Linked DNA regions of Homo sapiens: all the other regions are linked to region 3. A link is an interaction called in ENCODE POLR2A ChIA-PET data of the cell type or tissue named here. Cell type or tissue: MCF 10A. All regions are shown on one strand. Region 1 overlaps LAD1 (ladinin 1). Region 2 overlaps LOC101929326 (a long non-coding RNA gene). Region 3 has its middle 24 kb from the start of PKP1. Region 4 has its middle 7.5 kb from the start of PHLDA3.

Evidence for each region. ChIA-PET counts read pairs that join two places held together with the same protein. Peaks named below come from ENCODE experiments on the same cell type or tissue, not always from the same donor. Only the 100,000 strongest peaks of a DNase experiment are listed, where the experiment ranks them.
Region 1: POLR2A ChIA-PET joins it to region 3 with 15 read pairs; 4 of 35 experiments call an interaction of 5 or more read pairs at or near these places.
Region 2: POLR2A ChIA-PET joins it to region 3 with 68 read pairs; 5 of 35 experiments call an interaction of 5 or more read pairs at or near these places.
Region 4: POLR2A ChIA-PET joins it to region 3 with 15 read pairs; 2 of 35 experiments call an interaction of 5 or more read pairs at or near these places.

The regions. Positions count from the first base shown.
Region 1 is chr1:201,394,151-201,399,150 of GRCh38, reverse strand. The region is part of intron 1 of LAD1 (ladinin 1); the gene reads left to right. Among named protein-coding and RNA genes, the nearest start is that of LAD1, 2.7 kb to the left of the region's middle. RefSeq lists an enhancer at 1-131. In MCF 10A, no CTCF peak of the experiment used is centred here; DNase peaks (open chromatin) are centred at 1,310 and 1,890.
Region 2 is chr1:201,351,467-201,356,466 of GRCh38, reverse strand. It overlaps LOC101929326 (a long non-coding RNA gene), which reads left to right. Exons shown (of 3, transcript XR_241171.4): 1 at 1-192; 2 at 456-517; 3 at 693-1,052. Among named protein-coding and RNA genes, the nearest start is that of TNNT2, 24 kb to the left of the region's middle. RefSeq lists an enhancer at 2,404-2,943. In MCF 10A, no CTCF peak of the experiment used is centred here; a DNase peak (open chromatin) is centred at 3,096.
Region 3 is chr1:201,257,301-201,262,300 of GRCh38, reverse strand. No RefSeq gene overlaps it. Among named protein-coding and RNA genes, the nearest start is that of PKP1, 24 kb to the left of the region's middle. In MCF 10A, a CTCF peak has its summit at 2,463 (motif pointing right); DNase peaks (open chromatin) are centred at 1,250, 1,960, 2,230 and 2,600.
Region 4 is chr1:201,459,153-201,464,152 of GRCh38, reverse strand. No RefSeq gene overlaps it. Among named protein-coding and RNA genes, the nearest start is that of PHLDA3, 7.5 kb to the left of the region's middle. RefSeq lists an enhancer at 1,992-2,574. In MCF 10A, a CTCF peak has its summit at 962; DNase peaks (open chromatin) are centred at 952, 2,112 and 2,812.

The DNA.
Region 1 (5,000 bases), 140 kb before region 3:
TCTTGCTGCGACTCGCGGGAGACAGGATTGGGGCCAAACTCGGGACCCCTGAGGTTACAGGGTGGGTCTTCTCCCCTCGGGGCCTGAGGCCCCACACAGGGTGCTTAGGGGAAGGCTGGTCCTCAGTCTGGACGCCCGCTGGGATATGGCCCCCCCTGTGGAAGGTGGAAGCAGGAAGGAACGTTTTGGGGGATTGTGGAGGTGTTCAGGAGTAACCTCCAAGCCTCATTCCTGAGAGAAGCCTCTCTCACTGCCCCCGTGTGTCTCTGGCGGAGAGGACCCCTGGGAGGTGTCCCACAGCCCCTCTTGGGAGGGGGAGCAGGGAGAGCCGTCTTGGAGGGGTCAGTGAAGAGGACTGGAGGGAAGCAGACCCGTCTCCCACTAAGGACGCTCAGAATCTCAGCATGGCATTTTGGGGTGGCATCTGGGCTGGGAACCTTAAGATAGTTGCCATCCCCATCTGTGCTGCTGCAATCTTTACTTGTACACTGGTCTCCTAAAGGGTCGGGGATGAGGCATCCTACCCCTGCCTGCTGGACATCCCATCAGGGTCCGAGAGGCCTGGGGAAGGCGGGTGTTCAGAAGGCAGCACCCCTCATGGAGATTGGTGACCTCTAGCGACTTCTCTTGGAGCGACCCTGCACCTCTGCCAAGAAGGCCCCCTGTGAGCATTTTCACCTCATTCCTCCACTGGGCGCCCCCGTCCCCCATCTTGTCCCTAAGGAAACTGAGGCTCCTGCGGTAGCCCAGAGCTGGAGCCTGCTCTTTTGATCCCTTTCTAGCCAGGTAGATATTAGCCTCTTAGCTCCTCCCAGGTGGGCATTTGGGTCTTGGCCTTTCCTGAGCCAGGGCTATCTCTGCCAGGTGCAGACCCTCCAGCCATTTGGGTCCTGTAGGCTTTCCCCAGCAAGGCATCTTTCACAGGTTTTTCCAGTGCTCTAGTATGTCCTCTACCCCGCTCCTGCCCTCCCTTAATAAGGGCTCCAGAACTACCTCATTGTCTCAGGCTTAGCCTCTCCATAGCAGCTCATCGCCTGGGACTGGGGGGCCACCTCCCCAGACCCTCAAGACCTCACAGTGCTCTGAAGCACTGTGGGCAGCCCATGGGCTCTAGAGAGGGGAAAAGGTAAGCCCCACGAATGGAGGGAACTCAGTGCTCTGGAAAAGAAACCCAGGCTGCTATAGAGGAAGGTCTATGCTGAGGGTGCGGCTGAGGAGTCAAGGTCTTGGACTTTGCATGTGGGTCAGTGTGCCTGGGGGTTGATGTGGGAGTGTCTTTGCTTCTAGATGTGGGCCTACCTGTGCCTATGAATGTATGCTTATGTGTGTGTGTGTGTGTGGCATACTTGTGGACAAGTGTGTTTATGGCCTATGAAGAGATGACACATCTGTGTGGGGAGCTGGTTCTTATGTTGCTGAGTCTTGAGTTTGTCAGTCTGCATATGTTCAGTTGAACTGTTTATTGAAGACCTCAGTACTGTGCATTGGGTTAAAAATACAAACCAGACACTCCTTCTTCAGAAGTTCATAGTCTGGTGGGATATATGTGATTTTGTGTCTGAAAGCATGCCTGGATATGCATGGGGGGGTGTGTGTGTGTGGGGAGGCAGCTGGGGCACTGGAACTTTGAAAATGGGAGCAAGGTCTGGCCTAAGCTTGTCCACTGCTCAGATGGACATGGACTCATGTGGCTACAGCCAAGTTCCCACAAGATGTCCAGGGTAAGTGCCAGGAAGCTCTGGGGAACAGTCCTGCCACAGGGGCCCCTGGCCTGCCCTCCCTGCCGGGTCCCAGCCCTCATAGAGCCCTGTGGGCAGACGCAGCTGCTGCCAACAGTCACCCTGATGAGGCACCTGGAACAGAGGACCGCTCCCGCTCCGCTCCCTGGGTGAACAAGCCTCAGCGGGCAGGCAGGAAAGGGCTGTGAGTCACTGTCAACAGAGCCTCCTGGGCTGGGGAGGACCGTGCTAGGGTGTGACAGCACGGTCCCAGGTGGGGAGGTGGATGGAGAGGTGGGTGGGTAGCTGGGGGCCAGCCTGCAGCCCATCCTTGGCATGGAGCAGAGATTCAAGTCTTCCAACCCTGGGATTGGGGGGGCAGTGGTGAGCTGGCTGGCTGGGTGCCCTGGTCAGAGGCCTTGTCCTTTTCTCCCCGGACTGGCCTGGTGACCAGTGAGGCTGGGCCAGGCCTGTCTGCAGGGGGTGAGGGGTGGATCTGAGAGTGCCTGGGACTGAACAGCCAGTGGTTAATCATTTCCCTGCCTGGGCCTTGAGCCGCCCTCCTACTTCCAATCGCTGCCCTGGGTTCTCCAGACACCTCTCCCTAGACCTTTGGGGCTGGAAGAGACCTGAGTTACCCCCCACAGTGACCATGCAGAAGGGGAACTTAAGGCCTGCCCTGCTCAGGTGCAGGAGACTGGCCAAGGTCATGGGCATGATCCCCCAACCCTCCTCTGTCCTCCCTTCCCTAACCCCAGTCCCCAAGATTTGCAAATTATGCTCCTTGAGCCCCAGGGTTCCACAAAATGCATCTGGGGCAGCCTTCTCACCCTCTCCCAGCTTTAAGCAGGGCAGCTGAGCCTTAATCTGTTGTATAATGGGCTTCTGTCTATGATTCAATTTGGGAAAATGGCTTGTACTGCTAAATATGACTTTTAACAACCACTTCACTTAAATCCCTGCCATCAGTTGCTGCAGAATAGATGGAAGTTAGACTTCAGGAAGAAAGTTCCCAGGGTAGAGGTCAAAACAAGCTCTCTAGTGAGTAACGGCAGAATGTCCTTTAGAATTATTTAAGAGAAAAAGAGGATCCCCATCCCCAAAGGATGGAGTTGAAGTCTGGAGTGGGGAGGAGGATAGCAGCATTACATGGAGACACCGAGAGGGACATGTGTCCCCAGATGAAGGCCAGGAGGTGGGGGAAAGGGTTGTCTAGAGGGAAGGAGTGGTAGGCAGCTGCCTGGGGCTGTGGCCTCAGCTAGTAGGAGCAGCTGAGCCTCCGCAGCTGTTCGGGCCTGTAGGTTTCACCCTGGGCCTGGCTCTGGGGCTTGAAGGTCAATGTTGCATGGGCCACGGGGTTTCCCCAAACCTCTGCCCTCCCAGGCTCCCAGGCTTTGCCCTGGGCCCCAGCCTGTCCTGGGGTAGGGAATACCACACCTTCAGATGCCCTCTTGGGCCTCTGTTCCCTCCCTTGAAGGTTCAGCTGTTGAGCTCCCTCTGGGTTAGGGCCAGCCCTCCCTGGCCATACCTTTTCTGGCACTTGGTATGATGGTTAAGCGTAGGTGCTTTTGAGAGGCTGACCTAGGTTTAAATCTTGGTTTCTTGTTTTTATTAGCTGTGCGATCGTGGGAAGGTTGTTAACTCTTTTGAGCCTCAGTTTCTTTATATACGAGATGGACAGAGTCTCACTCTGTCACTCAGGCTGGAGTGCAGTGGCATGATCTTGGCTCACTGCAACCTCCACCTCTTGGGTTCTAAGTGATTCTCATGCCTCAGTCTCCTGAGTAGCTGGGATTACAGGCGCCCGCCACCACGGACCCAGCTATTTTTTTTCTATTTTTAGTACAGATGGGGTTTCACCATGTTGGCCGGCCTGATCTCGAACTCCTGCCCTCAAGTGATCCGGCCGCCTTGGCCTCCCAAAGTGCTGGGATTACAAGCATGAGCCACCGCACCCAGTGGCTGTTGTAAAGATGAATGCCAGGGGTATTAGAACAGTGACTGGTGTTAGAGTAAGCACTTCCACGTTAGTGTGCTCACTTCCCCCCTTATTCCTTTAGTTATTCACCATGTTCAAGAAGTGCCTAACACTGTTTTGAGCCCTCAGTTTTTTAATTTATTACTGGGGTTTCAACAGCTGTACCCACTGAGTCCCCTCCTGGGGACTGGGCTTTGCCCTTCCCTCCCTTCCATTTTTATCCTCATAACTTGTGCTTATTGGAGATAACATTTCTCCCCAGGGTGGGGTGGTGCTGCTGAAGGGACTCATGTTTTGCCAGGTGTCAGGGTTGAAGGCAGCCCCATGATTCCCAAGCAGCAGGGGCGGTGGCCACATCACCTTGGGTGAGCTATGGGGTCTTAGTATAAAGCTTGGGGACACTCAAGGATCCCTGGGTTCTGAGTCCTGCAGCTGAGCCCTGGAGACCCCCAGGAGACCAGGCTCTGAGTGCTCATGCACCATCCAGGGCCCCACAGGAGGATAAACAAATAGGCCACTTCCCCAAGGGCTGAGGGTGGCATGTGGGAGCTGTGTGGCTCAAGACCCAGGAACCCTGGAGGCTCCAGCTCAGCCAGCTGTGGGTGTGGTCAGGGGAGAGGCACTCTGGGCTTTGTGGGCCACTTTCCCCAGTATTTGGATCCCTCAGCTTTGGAGGGCAAGAGCTGTTTCCAGGCTATGGACAAGGGACGGGGTGCATCCAGAGGAGGGAGCTGGAGGTGTGGCCTCACGTGTAAGCCAGCAGAAGTTGGCGTTTCTAAATCTGAATAAGAAAACCAAGGAGAGGTGGGACTTTGGAGCCTGCCTTATAAGAGAGCATCTGTTTGTGTGTAGTGAATGAAGGATGAATGAATGATGAATGTTCAATCTACAAATACCCAGAGCTCACAGCAGTCATGCAGAGGCCCAGGGGAATCTTGTTTAAGTTCCGTGGCCAAGGCCATAGGGGGATAGTTTGATTTGGGCGCCTCTCCATCTCCCCTGAGGAAGTAGAGGTGTGACTGACAGGAGGGATTGAGGTTCTCACCAGGAAGAGCTGCCCTGCTGGCAGAATTGGGAGGGTCTGGAAGGTTCTCCTCCAAAGGCACTTCCTTTCCCCTTGGGGTGATGGGCAGGCACTCGCCTTCCCTGGGCAGACAGCTGGGCAGATTGCCTTTGGGGGAGGAGTGGGCTTTGTTCCCCCTTTGTGCGCCTCGGCATCGAGGCAGAAGTTTTGTAATTTCTAGGGAGGAGGAGAGCCCAGCACCCCTGAAATTGACACTTACTTGCTGTTCCACATTTGTCAG
Region 2 (5,000 bases), 94 kb before region 3:
GCCCCCATGGGGGCCTCACCCAGTTGAGGTCCCCATCCCATCATCTTAAGAGGAACACCACAGGTTAACCCAAGCGCTGCCTCTAGGCAGGAGATCTGCAGACACCTGGTCTGCATGGAACCTGGAGCACTAATCCATAAGTGGAGCCTGGGAAGGGGACCTTGTCCTATCCCAGGACAGAGGAGAAAGCAAGTGAGTGTCAGGGTGCAGGGGCACACCTGGTCCATCAGCCCAGTGCAGGGAGTCCTGCCAATTTCAAAAGGCAAGGGTGGGGGCTTCAGACCAAGTGGTCCTGTGCTCTCCCCATAATATTGCTAGGGAACAGAAAGATCATGGATGTGTGCACAGAACACACTGAGATAGCTTCACAGATAGGGCCTCCACACACCCTCCTCAGTTCACCCACCACTTCCATCATTCTTGTGCTTATGATGGTCCTGAACCAAACGTTGAAGGTGCAGCAGTGGCCAAGAGCTGTCCTGGGCCTCCTGACAACTGAGGAGCTGGATGCAGCGGGGTGAGTTGACGCCCACCCAGACACTCTGACCCCCACTGTCCCCACTGTCCCCTGCAGGGACCTCCCTCTATGCCTCTCAGATCCCATCTCACTGTACTTTCGATCCATGACCCATTGCCTCATGGGCCTCTCAGCACCCTGTGTACACCAAATGCTCAGGGAAAATTACTTGCAGGCTCTTCTCAGCCCTGAGTCAGAGGTGAAGACTCTTCCGCCATCCTGTCATCAGATTCGTTCTCCTAACAAGCTCGCATCCTGGGCAGAGCTTGTTCGTGTGATGCCCACTTTAGAGGTAGAGCTGGGAGAGAACAAGGTGTTCCCCCAGGGCTCCTTCGCCTGGGAATCCAGCTCCTCCAGCTGGAGCCCCGATGCTCTGAAGCTAGAGCCTCACTTTCTCCCATCAAACTCTGGCTCTGCCCCTTCCCAGCTCTGGGATTTTGGTCAAATTCCTTGCCTTCTCTGTGCTGAAGTTCCCCTATCTAAACAATGGGGATTGTTATGAAGGCTAAATGAAATAAACATGCAGCAACTAGCACAGTGCTTAGTGCATAGTGTGTAATCAGCACGAGCCACTGCTACTGCCTTTTGGATGAAAACACGTTATTAGCCTTTCTCAAGGGCTCAAGGTCTGCAGAAGAAGAGTTCACCCATGCTGGGTCTGGGCTGGCTCCTCCTTGCCTGTGTGGTTTTAGGGAACCCTTCAATGGCTCCTCTTTCCTCCTGGATTCCACGGCCTGGTCTTCTCCCTCACCAGATAGGCCACCAGGGGTTGGGGGTGGGTGGGATTTGCTGCTACGGACTGTCCCTCCTGGCACGTGGTTCAGCGTGTGCCACTGTCTGGATGGAGGTGCCAGAACTTGTTCCCAGGCCAGGCTCCACTCCCTACTCTGCAGCTTGATTTCTGGGAAAGGTGGGGCAGGGCCTGAGCTTCCAGGGAACCTGCCCTGGTTGGGGGAAATAGCTGGGCTCAGGGATAGGTCTCAGGGCCAGGCTCTCTAATAGGCTCCTGTTGGGTATGGGGCAGGCTGGGGGTGCAGGGGAGACCAGGCTGGACCCCATGTTCCCACAGTGTAGCCACGGGCACTCACTTGCTTCTCTGGGCTTGGCTTCTCCTCTGAAAGTCCAGTCTGCCCTGTCATCCCTACCAGGAGGAAGACTAAGTGTGAATTTGGGGAAAATGCTGCTGATCTGGGTCAGCTCGTCTTCTCCCCCTGCACACATACCCTTCATGTGTTTCTCGCTCTGCGCCCCCCACGCAGGCACTGGGCCAGCTACTTTACATATGTTCTCTCCAGCCAACCATCCACAGTCCCCAGATCACACCGCATGTTGCAGATGAGGAAACTGAGGTACAGAGAGTTTAGGCAACATGCCAAGGGCCATTCAGTTAGTAAGTGGCAAAGCTGGGATTTGAACCCAGGTCTATGTGACGCCAGAGCCAGGATTCTTCCTAACATGTGGATCTTGTAGATTGAGGAGCATCCCAAATCTCCCCAGATTGCAGTGCTTGGGCCAGAATCAGAGCCTCCCGTGGGCTGACTTGGGGTGAGGGCACAGGGCAGGAGTCCAGGAGCTTGACCCTCTCTGCTGCCCTCCAGCTGCCCACCTGGGACCTGACAGGAGGAGATGTGCTATGTCTAGCACATGGAGGCGGCCTCTGGAGGGAACAGTAGAGGTGGGGTTGAGTGGGGCTCTACCCAGGGTGCAAGAGAATCATTGGCCAGCCTCCTCCTTCTTGGGAGTAATTATACCCCATACCTGTGTCCCAGAGTAGTTGGGGGGATCTGTGGGTCATGGAAGCACCTGTCATTACCTTGTCTGTGGGTTACCCCTCGACTCTGCAAAGATAGTGAGTAAACCTCAGGGTGGGCAGAATCCTGGGTCTAGATGCCAGCAGGGCCTATCTGGCTGTTGTTGGGGGTGGCAGAGGTGCTTTAGGGACCCTCTGCAGTCTACCTCCAGCCTTACTTTTCAGCCAAATGGAGCTAGCTACTTTTGTTTCTCCAGCATGTCCTATGCTCTCCCACCTCTGCATGGCTTTTTCTTGCCCTTCTTTCTGTCTCTGCCTATCCAACTGCCCTCCGCCTTCCTCAGGGCCTCGATGAAGTCCCTGTTTCTCCAAGAAGCCTTTGGGACTCCCTCCTGAGCACCTGGGGCTTCCTGAGCACCAGCGATGCCTCTGGTGATGCCTTAAGAGCCGCACATTGAAGGCCCATTCACTCTGGGCCTCCTGTGGTTCACAGAAACCAGGACTGGGTGCCCAGCCCAGACCTCCCTGCCTGGCACTGTTCCCAGGGCTTCAGCCCCACCCACCTGCTCATCCCAGGTTCTCAGCTCCCACCCCAGCATCTACAGGAATTTAAATTGCTCTCAAATGAAGACTCAGGAGAAAAATGTTTCCATACTTGTGCAGAGCGCCCTGACCTGGGGCGGGGGTTGGGGGAAGTAGCCCCAGCTCCGCCCTGTGGCCCTGCCCTCAGTGCTGGCCTTGGCCACACTGGCCACACCTGCAGCACGCCCCAATCCCAAAGCAGTTTTCCCCGTAAAGCCAGGCCTGAGCAATGCAAACCTGAAGAAGCCTGGGGCTAGGCTGGGGCTGCTCTTCAGGAACGCAGTGGGCGGGGTGGGAGAGGTGGTGTGATTCCCAGGCTGAGAGGTGCTGAGATTGTGCTGGGTTTGCTAAATGTGGGACAGGGAGACCTGTTTAGGATGAGCTGCCTCACCCCGTCCTCTCCCCACCCATCCGTACCCTGCCAATTCCCAGAAGATGATGCCAGCTAGGAATGCAGGTTGATGAAGATAAAGGCAGAAGGTCACTTCACTTCTACCTGGGGGCAATAGACAAAGCAGTGTTTCCCTCTGAACTTCACACAGAGACTCCTCTGGCCCCACATCTCCCACCTGTTCAGGCCCAGGTGATGTGGTGAGCAGTGGTTTCTGCTGGGAGACACTTGGCATAATTTGTAAGCCAGCTACATGATAATACTAACAAATGATATTTGCCTCCATATATTAGGCACCTATCGTGTGCCATATACTATGTTACGTAATTTATGTCCACTCTCTAATTACAGTAACATGCAAAATTAGGTCCTATATAATAACTCCATTTTATACACAAGGAAACTGAGGCTCAGAGAAGTTAGGTGACTCATCCAAGGTCATACAGGGCAGGATCCTGATTACTGTATTTTTATTACAATGTTAAAATTATTTGAATGGTACACTTCCTACCAAATCAAGTCAGGCATCTGATAGAAACAAAGAAAAGCATATTTTCAAGAAGTCCCTTCTGTATTTTAGCCAACAAATATTTGAATAATTTCTGATTATATAATGCAAAGTACGAGTGCATCGATCCTTATCATAGAAAAACTTGTGTGAAATAATGTTCAAATTTGTCTATTGCAAAAATTTGATCACTCACCTGGGAAATCTGGAATTAGGAATGTAAGATCTTACCACTGCCTCTTGCTCATATAAAGTGGCTTGTGAATTCACCTAGCCCTCATCCCACTCAGTTGCGGTTGGTGGTTTCCTCATCTCTCCCCTACATCTAGCCTGGGCACTTCCTGGGACCTGGGGTCCTGGGTTGTTCATCCGTAGATCCCAGTGGCCTCCATGCATGGGAATGAATACAGGAGAAAAATCATTCTCAAATTAGATGATCTTGTTTAAGGTTTGATCTTTTAAATATCAAATATCAGAGAGGGAAAATATGGCAAACTAATCACATTAGAGTTGCATTGTCTTTCACAGTTGTCAAAGCACTGTAACAAGTCCATAGGATAGTAACTTTAGAAAAAGAAGACCTTTGATCTTGGAAGGGTCATACGTTTACCTCGCTCACATCATATCGATGCAAGCATTAAATCTGCTTGATAACCAATGTTTCTATTAGAAAATAGGGGTCACTGACACATTGGTTCAGTCATTGTGTAAATCCAACACATATTTATTAAACACATACTCTATTCTAGGTACTGGCTAGTTATCAGGGTTATACCTGAGGACAGACCAAGACTGTTTCCTACCTTCATAAACAAGAGGAGAAAAGTATTAAACAGACATTAGATCACTGGATAGATAGATAGATGATAGATAGATAGATAGATAGATAGATAGATAGATAGATAGATAGATAGGAGATAGAGATAGGTGACAGATGGATAGATGGATAGATAGATAGCAGATAGAAAAGAGATAGGTAGATAGATGGGAGGAAGGTAGATAGATAGAGATAGGTGGATACATACATGCATATATGCATAGACACAGACACATGTATGTACAGATATAGATATACATATGCAGTGCCTGGGTCTCAAATTGTAAAAAGAGAAACCCAGAGGAAAACAGCAGTGTGCTGTGAAAGAGAACAGGTTGGACATAACTTAAACGGAGGTGTTGGATGAGGGAAAGCGTCCTTGTGGAAGATATCACTGAGTTGAAAACTAAAGGATTCATAGGCATTGGCCAGAGG
Region 3 (5,000 bases):
CTAGAAAGAGCCTGAGACCTGGAGACCTTCAGGGAGGCCTGGAGAGCTCCTTCTCGCCCAAAGAGCAGCTCCCAACTGCTCAGGGCCCAGTCCTCTGCTCCCCACCTGCCACTCCAGGTGTCCTCAGTCCACTGATGCCCTGTCTTTCACCACAGCCCATCCCCACTCTCCCTCCACCACCCCTTCCCCCGGCCACTCTCAGGCCCCACCAGGGAAGCTGGCCTGCCTGGTCATAGAGTTCCTGAAAGAAGGTAAGCTCCCTCCTGCTGTCCTGAGGGTGGGAAATCACAACAGTCAGCCTTCCTGGTGACAACAGCTGCTGGACAAAGACTACCCCTTCCTCCCATGACACAGACTCCTCACTTCATGCCTGGCATGCTTGCTGAGTGACTGCTGGGTGATGTAAATCTCCCAACTCAACAGAGACGCCCATCCAGACCAGGATTCGCCCACTCTCCCGGGCTCCTCATCGCAACCTGACATTCCTGGAGGGCGCAGGGTTTCTGCCACCAGCCAGTTGCATAATCCCAGGCATGTACCTACCTCTCTCCTCTCTCAATGTACAGCCTCATCTGTAAAATGGGGTAGTAACCCCTGCTTTTGGGATGGTTGTGAGAATGAAATTAGGTCATAAAGACTCATGGCACATGGTGAATGCTCCATGCTAGGGAGAGCCTACCCACCATCACCCCCTTGCTCACAGTGATGGGTCTTTTGGGGTGCCCGGCAGAGCCTGGGATCCATGTGCCTCTCTCTGAGGCAAGGCCCCACTACCAGGAACTTCAAAGCATATGTTGTGGAACACAAGGATCTCACTGGAGCTACTGGGGGAAGAGGGAGAAGGTTGCTCCTGGTGGGTGGGGTTCTGGACCCTTCTTGCCTAATTCGGAGTGGCTTCACTTTTGTCTGCTTTATGCCTTCAGGTTCCAAATAGCATTGTTTGAAATTTCTGATGCCTTGAGAGTTTGAGGTCACTTCTTTCTAACCTCCTCATTTTACAGATTGGGGAAATGGAGGCCTTGCCCAAGATCATAGAGAGAAGGAGGTGCAGAGCCTAGCAACGAAGCCAGAGCTCTGTGGCTACGAGCGGGTTCACTCCAGTGCTGGGGGAAGGGGGCTGCTAACTAATGCCCCACAGCTTCCCTGGGTGGAGTTCAGACTCAGCTATCAACACCCCTGGCTCAGGCAGGGCACTCAGCTCCTGGCTCCTTACCTTCCTGGATTCTGTGGGCACAGGGAGGCATCTCGCCAGGGGTGAGTACGTATAGAGCTCAGAGGCAGGGAGTGCCAAGAACATGGGGAGTGGATTCAGCCTGGACTCTCTGAGTGCAATGGGGTTGTCCTACACTCATGGAAGTCTCTGAACATAAGCCTGGGTACCCAGAGATCCCCTCTAATAGGAACAGAGCGTGAGGGGTGCCTGTGTACAAGGAAGGCAAGTCAATCAAGAAAAGGGTTTCCATGCACAGACTGGTGCCCGGTGCCAGGTGCTGGTGGGATGCGAAGGTGATTGTAACACAAGTCACTATTTACAGAGAAAGACTTTCAGGGTATGGGAATGTGCTGTATTTTGAATTTTATACATTCATCAAAATTCATCAAGATATACACTTACAGTCTGAGCATTTTATTGTATGTAAAATGTAACATCAATGACTTAAAAAATCACCTGAGGGAGACACTAGGAAGGAGAAAGATTTGAGTGGGGACCACCAGGTAGGTATGTGCCTCCTGCACAAAGGCAAAGAAAGGACTCCATCACACCACGGAGAGATGGGTGTGGCTGCCCGTCCCAGCAGCGGCCCCCGGAGGTGCCCGGATGGGTTCTGTGTCAGGAAGCTCAGGTCAGACGTGTGCACATTTTTGCCAGAACCCATCTGCGTGTGCACATTTTTGCCAGAACCCTCCCTCCGCACAGGCCTCTCTCCAGGCTGGAGGACACACCAAGACCTGCCCCCAGGCTGGGCGCAGGCCAGTTAGCTCTTGGTCCCTTTCCCGTCCTCAGCCACACCCTCAGGGTCTGGGGAAGAGGCTGGGAGAATACGCCCCTGACTTGGTGGAGGAGGATCTGTCCGCCCGCAGCTTCATTTCCCTCCAGTCCACCAACGGGCCTCCCTCTTGCAGAGGGAAATTGGGGCAGGCACAGGCCATTTGCAGAGAGGGGCTCTGGGAGCACTCTGCGGAGCTGCCCCAGATGACAGGATGTGAGCCGCCAGCGGCTTGGGGCGGCTGGCTGGGAGCCGTGTCTCATCGCTTGGGAAGCCGGGTGCAAGCGCCAACAGCTCCACTGACGCGGGAGGTGGGGGTGGGGGACAGGTGCTGCTCCAGGGAAGCAGCAGCCCCCACCCCGCCAGCCTCCCAGTCCTGGAACAAGTCCCCCATTGAGCATCCCAGGCACCTGGCGCACTTTCCCTGGGGGTCCACACCCTGGTGGAGCTCGTGCCTGGCCTCCTGGTGGGGAAAGGGCAGCCCTTCCTGGCTCCGGAGCAGGAGGTTCCCGGAAGAGGGCGGCTCTCTGGGCGAGGCCAGGCCTGGGGGAGGGGCGGATCCGCCACCGCAGCCCCCAAACAACCAGGCCACACCCCTCTTACCTATAACAGGTGAGAGCTCCCCCACCCAGGCCTCCCTGGCCAAACTCGCCTTCTGCCCTCCCTAACCTTGTAACTGCCATGACGAGGCATGACTGGCCCCTGCCATCTTCCCCTGCTGAGCTGTCCTGGTAACGTTCCCAAGCCCAGCCTCCCCCAGCTCCAGGAGGGAGGCTCACGCTGTCGACCTCTAGGGGGAAAGCCACCAGAGAAGGAGCAGAGTGGCCCAAGGCAGTCCCCAGCTCTTGGGGCTGCTCAGGATTCGGCAGTGCCCGTGATACTGCCAGGTTGAGCCAATATGAACCAACTCACTGATTTTTTTTTTAATCATTAAAAAAATAAAACCCTCCTCCAATTGTCAGGAAGGAGTTTGAAAACGGTAAGGTCAGCAGAACTGGGGGCCTTTCCTCTTCCCAGTGTCAGGGAGCAGCAAGTCTAGAAACAGGAGAGGGTTGGCCTGGAGCCTCTAGGGCCATCTTTGTGCTGTGCAGTGCCATGCCACCTCCACTGCCCCCCACTGCAGCCCTGCCTCCCTCCAGCTCTGCCCTGACACCTCGCCCAGTGCCCACTGCTCCCAGGCCAACACACACGTTTTTCCAGCTTTTGGGCTACGAGTGGGCTGCACCGGCTGAAGCCAACATCAGAGATGAATGGGACAGCAGAGCGGTCGTGCGCACTCAGCACCAGGTGGAGGCGCCCAAAGTCCACTGCGCTGTGGACGGTAGAACTGCTCCTCAGCCAATATACGAGTGGCCCTCAGAACAGGGAAGTGGCCGAGGAGGGTGGGCTTCTGCCTTAGGATGTGTCTCCTCCACAGCCCAGCCATTAGCTACGAGGGTGCTCTAGAGACCTCAAGAGCGGGGAACAGGCCCCTGGGGCTGTGAATCACTCATGGGTTGAGAAGAGGAGGGGAACAGAGGGACAGGGCTGAGCTTCCTGGGTAAAGGGGGATGTCCACACAGGGACGGGAGCTCCACAGAGAACCATTGGGGGTGAGAGTGCAGGCTAGCAGGGCTTGGCCTTAGCTGTAGGGTTCCGGGCTTTGCAGGGCACCCTACTCCCCAAAAGTGGAGGTTGGAGACAGCAGGCAGCAGCCTGAGGGGGTGAGACAATCACTCCATCACTCCATCTCACTCCATCACTCCATCTCACTCCATCTCACTCCATCACTCCATCACTCCATCTCACTCCATCACTTCATCACTCCATCTCACTTCATCACTCCATCTCACTCCATCACTTCATCACTCCATCTCACTTCATCACTCCATCTCACTCCATCACTCCATCTCACTCCATCACTCCATCACTCCATTTCACTCCATCACTCCATCTCACTCCATTACTCCATCACTCCATTTCACTCCATCACTCCATTACTCCATCTCACTCCATCACTCCATCTCACTCCATCACTCCATCTCACTCCATCACTCCATCACTCCATCTCACTCCATCACTCCATCATTCCATGTCACTCCATCACTCCATCTCACTCCATCACTCCATCACTCCATGTCATTCCATCACTCCATCTCACTCCATCACTCCATCACTCCATGTCACTCCATCTCACTCCATCACTCCATCACTCCATGTCACTCCATCACTCCATCTCACTCCATCACTCCGTCTCACTCCATCAGTTCATCTCACTCCATCACTCCATCTCACTCCATCACTCCATCTCACTCCATCTCACTCCATCACTCCATCTCACTCCATCACTCCATGACACTCCATCACTCCATCTCACTCCATCACTCCATCACTCCATCTCACTCCATCACTCCATCTCATTCCATCACTCCATTATTTCATCTCACTCCATCGCTCCATCTCTCTCCATCACTCCATCACTCACTCTCACTCCATCACTCCATCTCACTCCATTACTCCAACTCCATCTCTCCAACGCACTCCATCACTCCATCACCCCATCTCACTGCATCACTCCATCTCACTTCATCACTCCATCACTCCATCTCACTCCATCACTCCATCAATCCAGCACTCCATCTCACTCCATCATTCCATCTGACTCCATCACTCCATCACTCCATCAATCCAGCACTCCATCTCACTCCATCATTCCATCTGACTCCATCACTCCATCACTCCACCTCACTTCATCACTCCATCTCACTCCATCACTCCATCTCACTCCATCACTCCATCTCACTCCATCACTCCATCACTCCACCTCACTCCATCACTCCACCTCATTCCATCACTCCACCTCACTCCATCACTCCATCTCACTCCATCACTCCATCTCACTCCATCACTCCATCACTCCACCTCACTCCATCACTCCATCTCACTCCATCACTCCATCAATCCATCACTGTATCTCACTCCATCACTCCATCTCACTCCATCACTCCATCTCACTCCGTCACTCCATCTCAC
Region 4 (5,000 bases), 200 kb before region 3:
CTAAATAGCCTCTAAAATAGAATCTTTGGGCGGGGCGCGGTGGCTCACGCCTGTAACCCCAGCACTGTGGGAGGCCGAGGCAGGCGGATCACGAGGTCAGGAGACCAACCTGGCTAACACGGTGAAACCCCATCTCTACTAAAAATACAAAAAAAGTTAGCCGGGCGTAGTGGCAGGCACCTATAGTCCTAGCTACTCGGGAGGCTGAGACAGGAGAATGGCGTGAACCCGGGAGGCGGAGCTTGCAGTGAGCCGAGATCACGCCACTGCACTCCAGCCTGGGCAATAAAGCAAGACTCCATCTCAGAAAAAAAAGAAAAAAAAATAGAATCTTTGCTCTTCAATCAAACCGGAGGGTAACTGATGGTGGGGGTTCAGGCATAAGGAAAAGACGTATCCAGGCACTCAGAAATAGGGGAGTGGGCCGGGCGCGGTGGCTCACACATGTAATCCTAGCACTTTGGGAGGGCAAGGCGGGTGGATCACCTGAGGTCAGGAGTTTGAGACCAGCCTGGCCAACAAGGCGAAACCCCGTCTCTACTAAAACTACAAAAATTAACTGGGTGTGGTTGTGCACGACTGTAATCCCAGCTACTCGGAAGGCTGAGGAAGGAGAATCGATTGAACTCTGGAGGTGGAGGTTGCAGCGAGCGGAGATAGCACCACTGCACTCCAGCCTGTGTGACGGCAGTGAGACTCCATCTCAAAACAACAACAACAACAACAACAAAAACGAAATAGGGGAGTGTTAGTGAACAGATGGGGTTGAGAGGCAAGACATCCAGCAAACTAAATGCCTTTACAGGCTAGGCACTGTGCTCGACTCTGGGGATGCAGAAGAGAAAGACAAGATCCAGTCCTTGCCTCAAGGAGCCAGGTTCTGGTGACATCAGTCAGTGCTAACTGGTGCCCATAGAACTGGCCACCAGGCGCCAGGGGAGCACTGGGCAATACTTTCTCTGTCCAGCACTAGGGGTCATTCTCAGAGCTTGGCTGCAAAGGGCAGTGTAGGGTATAGTATGAGAGACATCAAGGGCAGAGGGCAGGTGGAGGGTGGAGGGGGAAGCAGGCTCTAGTTTCTGGCACTCTGCTTTTTTGGAACACCAGCCCTGTTGGTTTAAAGTATGTTGGTTCTTGACCAAACCCAGCTTCCGTTTCTCTTGCTAGGAGAGTCCCAGCCCCTTGAAGAGTCTGCTGCTGTTAGAGCCCTTGACACAGACCCTAGAACGCAGTTCTAGGTATGCAGCAGTGTAGGGGCTGGTGGTTGCAATGGGGTGATCATTTACTATCATTTGTAAGAGCCTGGGAGCTGTCTGAGTATCCTAAGAGCCCTCACAGCACAGAGGTCTGGGGTTCAAGACCAGGTTTTTTGTTGTTGTTGTTGGTTTTTTCTTTTTTGTTTGTTTTGTTTTGCTTTTTGAGACAGAGTCTTGCCCTGTTGCCCAGGCTGGAGTGCAATGGCACGATCTCGGCTCACTGCAACCTCCGCCTCCCAGGTTCAAGCAATTCTCCTGCCTCAGCCTCCCAAGTAGCTGGGATTCAGGCGCCCGCCACCAGGCCTGGCTAATTTTTTGTATTTTTAGTAGAGATGGGGTTTCAGTGTGTTGGCCAGGCTGGTCTCGAACTCCTGACCTTGTGATCCACCCGCCTTGGCCCCCGAAAGTGCTGGGATTACAGGCGTGAGCCACCGTGCCCGGCTAAGACCAGGTTTTAAAAAAGATCCGTGACCTCTTTGGGGAGTCTTTGCCTCTCTGATGGAGGAGGGGCCATCCTGCTTCCTGGGTTCACGGGTGTTCTCACTGCTCTGGTTTTCATGACTTTGAATTTCCAAGAAGGAGCAAAGGCCCTTACCCCGGGAAGGCTTGGCTAGACCTCAGAGTAGGGTCAAGACCTCTTTGGGGGCACAAACAGGCTCTGATAGTGCCAGCAGACATGCATGAGATGGAAAACCTTTGCTCAGTTGGGCCTGTGAGGCCAGGGAAGGGCTGTTGCCACCAACTCTCCCCATGCTTCGGCAGCCCCAGCGTGGCCTCACCCCCACCCGATACGTGAGTCATCCATGGGAACATGAGACAGGGCAAGTCTCAGCCAGGCAGCTGGGAGTCCGATGAGGTGGGGTGGGGAGACCGAGGGAGAAGGGATGGGCTTGCTGTGGTCAGGGTGAGCTGGGGTTGGGAGCTAAGGCTTTAGCAAGAGTGAGCCTGTTGCAAGGGTGAGAATGGAGACCAGTGAGGAGAGCCAGAGTGAGAGTCCATGAGCTGGAATCGCAGCAGGAAGGAGTAGGGGCAGATAGACAGGGCGTTACCGTGTGCAATCCTGAAGTCTGTTGGGGATGTATAGGTACTGTGGGCAGCTGTCACACCAGGGCCAGGACCCAAGGACCCTGGCAAGACTGGCTATACAGGAACATACTGTAAGGCTGCACAGAGAGCCCTGGTTTCACCTCCCTCAGTCTCCTGCCTCAGTGGGTCCACCATGGTTCACCGAAGTGATCTGTCCAGAATTCAATTCATTCTTCTGCTAAAACTGCCAGCGCTTTCCCCACTGCATTGGGAGGATGCCCACTTGTCAAAAGGGTCTTCTCTCCACTATCAGGGCTATCTCTCCAGTGTTTGTCTCTACGTGCTCCACGCCCGGCCCCAGCATGCAATCCACCCCCATTCCAGGACCTGGGAAAGCTGCCTCACACTGCCAGGCCAGTGTACCCCCACTCTTGCTACATGCTTCTGTATCACTGGCTCAGCTCTCTCTCATGTCACCACCTCTGAGAAGCTTCTCTGAGTGCCCTGCCTACAAGGCAGGCTGAGTAACTGCTCACTTCTCTCTGTGCTGCCATACCTCCTCTATTAGTCACACTGCCTTGTGATTGCTGATTTATGCGTCTGCCTGTCCAACTAGACTGGTCAGTTTCTGCACTTGTTATTTGTATATTCCTGGTGCCTCAGAGTACCTGGCAAATAGTAGATTCTAATAATAAAAATGACAAGTGGTATATAGTGTTTACTCCGTGCAAGATATTGACCCAAGAACTGTAAAAAAAAATTTTCTTTTTTTAAGACAGGGTCTCATTCTGTCACCCAGGCTGGACTGCAGTGGCATGATCTCAGCTCACTGCAACCTTGACCTGCTGCTGGGCTCAAGTGATCCTCCCACCTCAGCCTCCTGAATAGCTGAGACCACAGACGTGCACCACCATGCTTAGCTGGTTTTGTATTTTCTGTAGAGATGGAGTTTCATCATTTTGAACTCCTGAGCTCAAGCGATTCACCTGCCTCAGCCTTCCAAAGTATTGGGATTACAGACATGAGCCACCATGCCCAGCCTATACAATTCTTAAATCATGTAACGTTTCAACAACCCTGTGAGGTAGGTGCGATTATCACGACTCCCATATTTTACATTAAGAAACTGAGGCCCAGAGAAGTTAAGTGGCTGGTTCAGAGTCACATAGCAGCTAAGTGGTGGAGCCAGGAGTCAATGTGGTCACAGTGGGACTCTAGGTAAGTGCTCTTAACCCAACACCAAATAGATTCTTACTGTTTGTGAGTAAATAAGTAAGTGAATGAACCCAGCATTTTGCTGGGAGAAAGGAGGTCAGAAGAGAGAGAGTTGGTGAGGATCAAGCCCCGAGAGGGCAGAGAAGGGAATGGTCTGTGGGCTGGGGGTAGGGGAGGCTTCATGGAGAGGATGACTGGAGCCAAGTCCTGAAACAAGGGTGGAGATTAACTACAGGAAAGGACCCAGAGATGTGCCCCATGACCTGGGAGGCTCTGTGCATGCTCACGAGAGCTAGGCCTGTGGTGAAAATAGCCTAGAAGAGCCGATGGACTCCTTCCTGGTTATGAAGGAGCAGTGAGAACTCTGGGGGAATAAATGGTGTTCCAGGTTCAGAACCTTGTCGCTGTATTGGCCTGAGATGCTCTTTGTCTAAGGACCTGGGCACAGGGTCACCTTAGCCTGCAGGGACAAACGCTCAAGGGATCAGAAGCTGTGATCCCATGTGGCGGCAATCCTGGTCCCAGAGGCCTAGAGGCAGCACTCATGCCCTGCTTGCTGGCTGACCAACCAGCCTGGTTGGCCTGGAATTCTCCAGTTTTAACACTGGAAGTTCTGCATCCGGAGGAGCATCTCAGTCCTAGGCAAACTGTGGTAGTTGGCCACCCTACCCACTGCCCCAGGGACAGGAGGCCTTGTAAAACCCATCCTCATGATCTCACCAGTCAGCTCTGCCCACAGCACTCGGCTCCATTGAATGGGACCGTACAGAGTACAAGCCTGTGGGCAACAGCGCTACAGCCCTGGGGCATCACCCATCAGTGACTCAGATGTCATCAGCATTTCCTGCCATCTCAGGGGAGAGACCCAGGCCCCCAGCTGCAAAGAAGAAAGATAGCCAGGGGTCTCTTGGGGGCTCTCCAGTCAGCTCTGGGGGCCCTACTGGAAGCCAACTGCAACTCACTTTAACTCAACCCAACTTCAGTGCTTTCTTAAGCATGAGTGAGTATTTGCTGCACAGGGGCATAAGCCCATCCCACCCAGACCCTGGCTTTAAAGAGCTCCCAAGGTAACTGAGCCAGAGAGGGCAGCATGCAAAAGGAGGAGGACAGTAAGGTGCAGGCAGAACTATAGGAGGTAGGATGGAGGTGCAGGGAACATTTGAGCTGGCCCTTTTAAGGGAGCGTATAATTCTGACCATCAGAGAGAGGAGGGATGGCGTTCCAGGTGGAAGAAATCACATGTGCAAAGGTGCCAGGACCAGAGAAGGTGAGATGGGACAGGAGACAAAAATGGTGTGCACAGAACCTGAGGAACAACAGCCACACACAGAAGAAGTGGGCTGGGGGTGTGGGCTTCTTTCCGTAGGCAATGGGGAGCCCATCACAGAGGTCTGTCACACACACAGACACACACACACACAGACACACACACACACAGACACACACAGACACACAGACACACACAGAGACACACACCCACAGACACACACCCACAGACACACA